Linked DNA regions of Homo sapiens: region 2 is linked to region 1. The links are chromatin contacts, found by Hi-C or POLR2A ChIA-PET in ENCODE. All regions are on one chromosome and are shown on one strand. The core of a region is the stretch at or near the end of the contact, and the rest is flanking DNA. Distances in the headings are between cores, read along the strand shown.

Region 1 (3,174 bases), core at 358-2,857:
AGGAGAAGGAAAGGGGGGATTTAAACTTTTTTTCCTTTTGTTTAAAAAAAAAAAAGACAAAGAAGTATGAATGCAGAACATACCGACTGAACCAATTCATAGCTAAACCATAGCTGACCAAAACACCTGCTTTCTCTTGGTTATCCTGCAATGTCAACTCCAGAGTGAGAACAGCAGGCTCAGGATGTACCTTTGCTACAGAGAGAGTGGACTTGACACGCACAAATCCAGAGAGTGGTGGGGTTGCAGATCGGGGGGCAGCGGAAGGTGACACTGCCTCGGCCCCCCCAATCCCATCATTCTGACCCTAATGAGGGCCGCAGCCTGTCAACCAGTTAACCAGGTTAATTTTGTCTCACCTTTATTTCTCCTTAGTAGTTTAAACTTTATTTTCTTTTCCAAAATGGAAAACAATATTTTTTTAATTGTTAAAGGAAGTTCTTACTGATTTTTAAGCCTCAAGGTGAGTCTGGGCTGGCTACCTTTGGGCTACGGCTAACCCGTCTTAAAGAACCAGACATTCTGAGAGTCACACTTTCACATCTTTGGCTCCAGAGGGCTGCTCCTTGCAACAATCACTTCTCCCTTCTGCCTCCCTTGGCTTCTCCCCCTCTGCCCTATGACCAGTTGCCTTCAATGGCAGAGGCAAAGAACATCGATGCAGGTGGGGTCACTCCTGGCTTTGGCCCCTCCCTTTCCCAGGGGCCTGTGATTTGAGGCCCTCAGTTCTGGTGGGCCTGGAAGAGCCAGAAGTGGATTGATTTTCACCCACTTGTCACAGGGATGGGAAGAGATTGATGAGGCACCCAAGGCACACTAGCAGGAGACTGAGACAGAGACACAAAGATACACGGGAGACCAAATCAAGCTGGGCCTGGCTCCTGACTCAGCAGAGAAAACAGAACTGAAGCCTCCAGATGCCCTTGGGGCGGGAAGCCCGAAGGTGAGCCCCTCTGAAGCTGTAGCTGAGAAATGAATAAACTGGCCAATGGAAAGAGCAGGTTAAAGAGAAAAGAAAAAAATAAATTATAGAGGCTTAGAGCAAGTGAACGGCTGATCTGGGAATGCGCTGGCAGAAAAAAGGGATGGAGATTTTTGAATATAGAAGATTCAACTTGCAGATAACACTTGGCCCTCTCACTCATGGAGGCAAATATGAAGCCGAGATATTCAAAAGGCGGTATTATCTTAGTCTAACACACTTTTTTTCTTCTGAGCTCAGGAAAACAGAAGAAGCTTGGACAGTGGACTCCTGGTTTTGTCCAGGCAGCTGAAACCCCTCCCTATACAAATAAACTAATTAGCCCGTTCCATTTTAGGCTAATAGGATGGGGTGGGCATGAGGAGGCGCAGTGGTAGACGGAAAGTTTTTTGGCTTCTTTCTTGTCTGGCCGGATGTGAACCCAGGAAGGTGTTGGGCAGGCCCACCTAACTAATGGGTGGGGAGAGGCAGGTTTAGGTTTCCGTTTCTTCCAGCAGGAGAGCCACCTAGAGACTAATCTAGCCAGCAGAAGCAGCCTCGGAGACAGGATGTAGCATGCCCACAGAAGGGTGCTGTTCAGAAATACCCCCTTCTGCAGGCTTAGATAGAAGACAAAAGGGCTGTTGGTATTATGCCCATCCTTGGCAACCGCTCCCATTCCTGTGTGTGGGGAGGCCTGTGGTTTCTGAGTCGGCCTGAAGGGAATTTCACAATAAGCAGCTCATCTTAGGTCTATATTACCCCTCCTTGCTCAGTCCTCCTCCATCAAATGACACTAAAATCACCGTGGAGAAGACACTGTATTAGAATGCAGCTTTCAAATCCCAAGTCCCGTTTTATTACGCACTTGCTCATCACGGTGCCGGAGCCTCAGCTCAAAGTCACCTTGCAGATGTCCCCCAGCCAGGGGTGAAAGACAGGGCTGCTGGGTCCCCACTAGAGGGCGCAGCCAGCAGGCAATAAGCACCCAGTTCTGGCTGGTCCCGCCTCTAGCTAGGCTTCTGGGCAGTGGAACCCGCACCCCTGAGGGCTGGGCGCATGGAAGAGAGGAGCCTCTATTTTCCACAGTCGACACTTCTCTCTGTCTGTCTCTGTGAGCAGAAGAACCAGGCTCCAGAAAGCATGTTAAAGTCCCCGAACGAGCCATCTGGAAACCCATGCATCTTTGAGAAGACTCATAAAAAGCAACGGCTCTGGCTGCTTAGGAGAGAATGGGGACTGCCACTCGGCACATAAACTTGTCAGTAGCTGTTCCTGCTGTCTGACAGTGGGAAGGCATTAGGGACAAAGCAATTTTCTTCTTTTGCAAACTCAGCGTAACTCCACAAACTGAACACTGGCTGGCTACGCAGGAAAGGGGGTCATTTGAGAACCCGTCTCCCTCTAAGAGGAGAGGTGGGGAGTGGGGTTGGGGGGTGGGGGAAGGCATGAAGCCAAATCTCTCACCTGAGGGTGCTTTCTGTGGAAGTCATTCTCCAGTCAATTCTCAGTGATCCTTCTAAGCGAACGGTGCCTTTCCCCAGGCACGGAGACTTATTTTGGGGGGCCAGAATTGGTCCCATATACCAGGATCAGCTTGGGAAGAGAGGATGGGACATGGCTCTTAGTGGGCAAGGGCACCTTGTCTACTGCTCAGCTAGGGTGTGCGTGTGAGGGGGCGGGGACAGGGAGCACACTTTGTTGAATAAATAAACAGTGCTGAGGTTTATAAATTGGATATTATGACTCCTGTCCCAGAAGAGGACAACGTCTTGCAAACGTCTTGGCATTTTTGCAGCAGGAGCTATGAGCATTAAGTGGCTTGGGACAAGCCCTGCTCTAGGATGGCAGTTTGGGGGCTCATTGCGGTGATCAGGTTCATTTCATCAGCAGCATCCATGGCAGGTTCCTCTTTGCCCCTCATCCTCACTCTCCAATATCCTCTGGGCTTTCCCAGTCAAGGTGGCACCCACAGAGAGGCAGCAATGATGTAAGGAAAGGGAGTACTGGACTCAGAGGCAGAAGACCTGACTGTGACCCCAGCTCTGCTCTTACAGTCAGGTGCCTTGGGCTAAGAAGCCACTCACAAGCCCAAGTCCTCATCTGTAGCAAGTGAGTGATGCTTTCCTTATTCAATCTGACTCATGGGACTGCTTCAAGAATGAAAAAGAGACAGAGCTCTGTAACTTGTCAAGTTTAAAACAAATACACCC
Region 2 (3,174 bases), core at 310-2,809, 110 kb before region 1:
GACAGGAAGGGAGTCACTGAGCGTGTTTCAAGAAATTTGGCCCTCTAGGGGAGGAAAGACATCCGGTGTAAGGGGCTAGCTGGAGGGAGATAGGGTGCAAGGAGTTTTTTTGTTTGTTTGCTTTCTTATATGGGAGATGTTTCAGCATGTTTGTAGTTAATAGATATCCAGTGAAGAGGGAAGATTTGAGAATGCAGGGCTGAGCTGCCCTAAACATAACTTTCCTCCCTTTTCTTTATTGTACAGCTTAGAGCATTGATCAATGTGTTCAGTAATTGTTTGTGGTTGATGTTTCTGTGAATATCTCTGGCATTTATTTCCCCTTTAGGCAAAGTTGCATGTCCCTCAAATGTGCCCATGCGACCAGATCAGATCCATTTAATGATGAAAATGCTTTGAAAAAACAAATCCCCTGACTTTTGTCTACCAGACCCTCTCAGTTGTTCTATCACTTAGTTGTAGAGGTGTCAGCTGAATCAATAATAATAAGCTACTATTATTGAAACCTTAGGATGTGCTTTACATGAATTATCTCTGTAAAACATCACTGTGATGCAGGTACAATTGATGATCTCAATTTAATGAAGAAACAGAAGCTTCAGAGGTTAAACCATATGTCCATAGCGGGGCAGGCGGTGCATGGTAGAGCCAGGTTCCCAACCAGCCCCCGTTGACCTAACCAGGACGCCCTAGAGAACTGCCCCCAACCCAGAGGGGCTGCGGCAGACCTTGGCCACTGCAGGCAGACTTCAGTACCGAGAGACTGCATCCTCTTCCCGCCCGTCTGGGCGACCCGCTGTGCCAGGAAGCAGCTCCGCCCCCTCCCCGACCTGGCTGTGCGACACCACCCGGGCTCGGGCAGCAGGGGGCGCTCTGCTGTCACGAGAGGCGGACCCAACGCGCCGAGAGCCTGGCTCCCGGACTGCGACGACTCCCTCCCCCGCCACCCACACCCCCAGGCTCTCCCCTTCCTCATTCTGCATCAGAGTTTGCTGCTGCTGCTGCTGCTAGCAAAGCTATCTCTATGGAGATTTGTGAAAAACCTCTGCTCTGGTGAAAGGGTCGTGGGGTAGGGGCGGGGTAGAGGTGGGGGGTGGTGGCCCATGGTTTCAGGGTGTTGGTGTTAAAATAGTGGGGACCCGGTGGGGACAGCAGGCTAAGGCCCTCGGCTATGCCCTGGGTCTGGCAGGTGGTAGGTGTCTCGCTCAGCTCCTGGAACGGGTAGATCCGCTGCGGGGCAGGCACTCAAACATCGCTTTGTTTCCTAAGTTCTTTCTGAGCAAGCTTCTTTCTAAGATCCCAAGCACTAGAACCGCTGAAATACAAATTCCTAGTTGGGAAAATCAGATTCCCGTATCTGCAGGGATGCAACAAAGAAGGGCAGCAGTGTCCTGTGGCTTTGAAGTGCATGTCACATGAAACAGGGCGAGGAGGGAAGCAGGTGGCATTAATCCTTCCCCGCCCTCCTCCGCCCCTTCTGCGAGGACACCACTGGCCATTTGCTGCCCTGGTAGCGGGGGAGGCACAGCTGGCCAGGGAGGCCCCAAATCAAAAGGAAGCCATGTGGGCTGGGCGCGGTGGCTCAGGCCTGTAATCCCAGCACTTTGGGAGGCCGAGGTGGGTGGATCACGAGGTCAGGAGTTTGAGACCAACCTGGCCAACATGGTGAAACCCCGTCTCTACTAAAAATATAAAAGTTAGCAGGGCAGGGTGGTGCGTGCCTGTAATCCCAGCTACTCGGGAGACTGAGGCAGGAGAATCACTTGAATCCAGGAGGCGGAGGTTGCAGTGAGCCAAGATCACACCGCTGCACTCCAGCCTGGGCGACTCCATCTCAGAAAAAAAAAGGAAGCCATGTGGTGGGTGCCTGAGCCTGGCGCCACCACAGCTGCTGGCTGCATGTGACAGCTCCAGTCCTGACCAGAGGGCCTCAAGTCGCATGGGAAGGAGGGGGTGGGGACACAGCTGCTCCCACCCGGAGCATGGCCCTCCTTAGCCCAAGCTGGGACCCACAAGCCCAGACCCAGAAGCAGAGATGTGAGGGAGGAGGAGCCGGATGTTTCCTCTTTCCAAAAGATTCCAGAATTGGCTTGGCTGCGTGGCCCCTTGCCCCTGCTGACAGCCCCCACACTTCCTGATTAAGTCTGGCTTCCCCAGGTGGCTGCTGCCCAGGACTCCCAGATGCAGCTGTGGGTGGCAGGAAGCAACCAGTGTCCTGGCATCACCCCAGACACAAACCTGGTCCCTGATTTGACAGCATCGCGTTGCCCTCCACCCACTGATGTGGTTAGAGCCACACATTGAGGGGCACAGAAAGCCCCCTCCTGCTGTGAGTTCTTTGCATTTTGCCTTTCCCTCTTGGAAGCAGCCAGTCCCAGAGCTGTCCTGATCTGTTTAGAACTACAGCTATTCCACCCTGCGCCTGCCAAGTGTAGCTGTACTTCCTGTGGACTAGATCTAAACAAACACAAAAATTCAAAGTGCGACAAGTATCAATCTCCTATCGAATGCGAAAAGTAAAGGAAGCACCTCACCCTCAAGGGACTTGTAATCTAGTTGAAGAGACGAGATCCAAATACGTGGGGAGTTCAGTATCTGGGAACAGTGAACATATCAGTTTCGACTACAGAAGAAGAGATGTCACAGGTCCCTTTGTGATTAATTATCAAGTGAGTGGTTCTGACAGTGATTGCTCCCCTTGTCTAGGGGAGAGAGGGCGTGCTTCAGGCTTTTGTGGTCAGGAACACTGGACTGGGGCAGGGGGCAGGGATGGTGCTGATGGGATGGAGGCCTGGGTTTGAGTTGCTTCTTGAAGGCTGAATGCATCAGAGCCTATAAATAGAACTCATGATTCTTTTTGCTTTGGAAAACATACAGACTAACCATCCTTTCTAGATTAGTGCCTGATTCCAGTTTACTGCCCTCCCGTCATCAGGGTGCTCAGAAAATGTAATTTGATAAGTAAAAATGCCTTTTATGAGAACCTATAATGTGCCAATTATTGCACAGTGTACATTACAAAAATTATTTCTGGTATTTTTTAGCAACACTTATTGGATGGCCATCCCCTACCCTAACCTACAAATGAATCAAATGGGGCTCAGAGAATGTAGGTATCTTTCCTGAGGTCACACATCCAGGTCAGGCATGGCGAAGCTAGAATTCAAGGCCTGT

Evidence for each region. Hi-C counts contacts between places; a loop is a spot of excess contacts on that map. ChIA-PET counts read pairs that join two places held with the same protein, here RNA polymerase II (POLR2A). Pooled maps may share reads with other maps.
Region 2: a map of endothelial cell of umbilical vein shows a loop between it and region 1 (6-fold over the local background). The contact joins two enhancer-like sites. A Hi-C loop is called at or near these places in 1 of 168 maps with a recorded cell type or tissue (endothelial cell of umbilical vein) and 7 of 50 pooled maps. POLR2A ChIA-PET finds 5 or more read pairs at or near these places in 1 of 52 experiments (SK-N-SH).

What each region holds. Positions count from the first base shown.
Region 1 is chr17:57,670,829-57,674,002 of GRCh38, reverse strand. The region is part of intron 11 of MSI2 (musashi RNA binding protein 2); the gene reads right to left. Among named protein-coding and RNA genes, the nearest start is that of MSI2-AS1, 64 kb to the right of the region's middle. Within about 2 kb of position 1,607, at least 5 of the 41 ENCODE cell types and tissues checked have a DNase peak (open chromatin) inside an H3K27ac peak, as active enhancers do.
Region 2 is chr17:57,781,141-57,784,314 of GRCh38, reverse strand. No RefSeq gene overlaps it. Among named protein-coding and RNA genes, the nearest start is that of CCDC182, 37 kb to the right of the region's middle. RefSeq lists a silencer at 755-934. Within about 2 kb of position 1,559, at least 6 of the 41 ENCODE cell types and tissues checked have a DNase peak (open chromatin) inside an H3K27ac peak, as active enhancers do.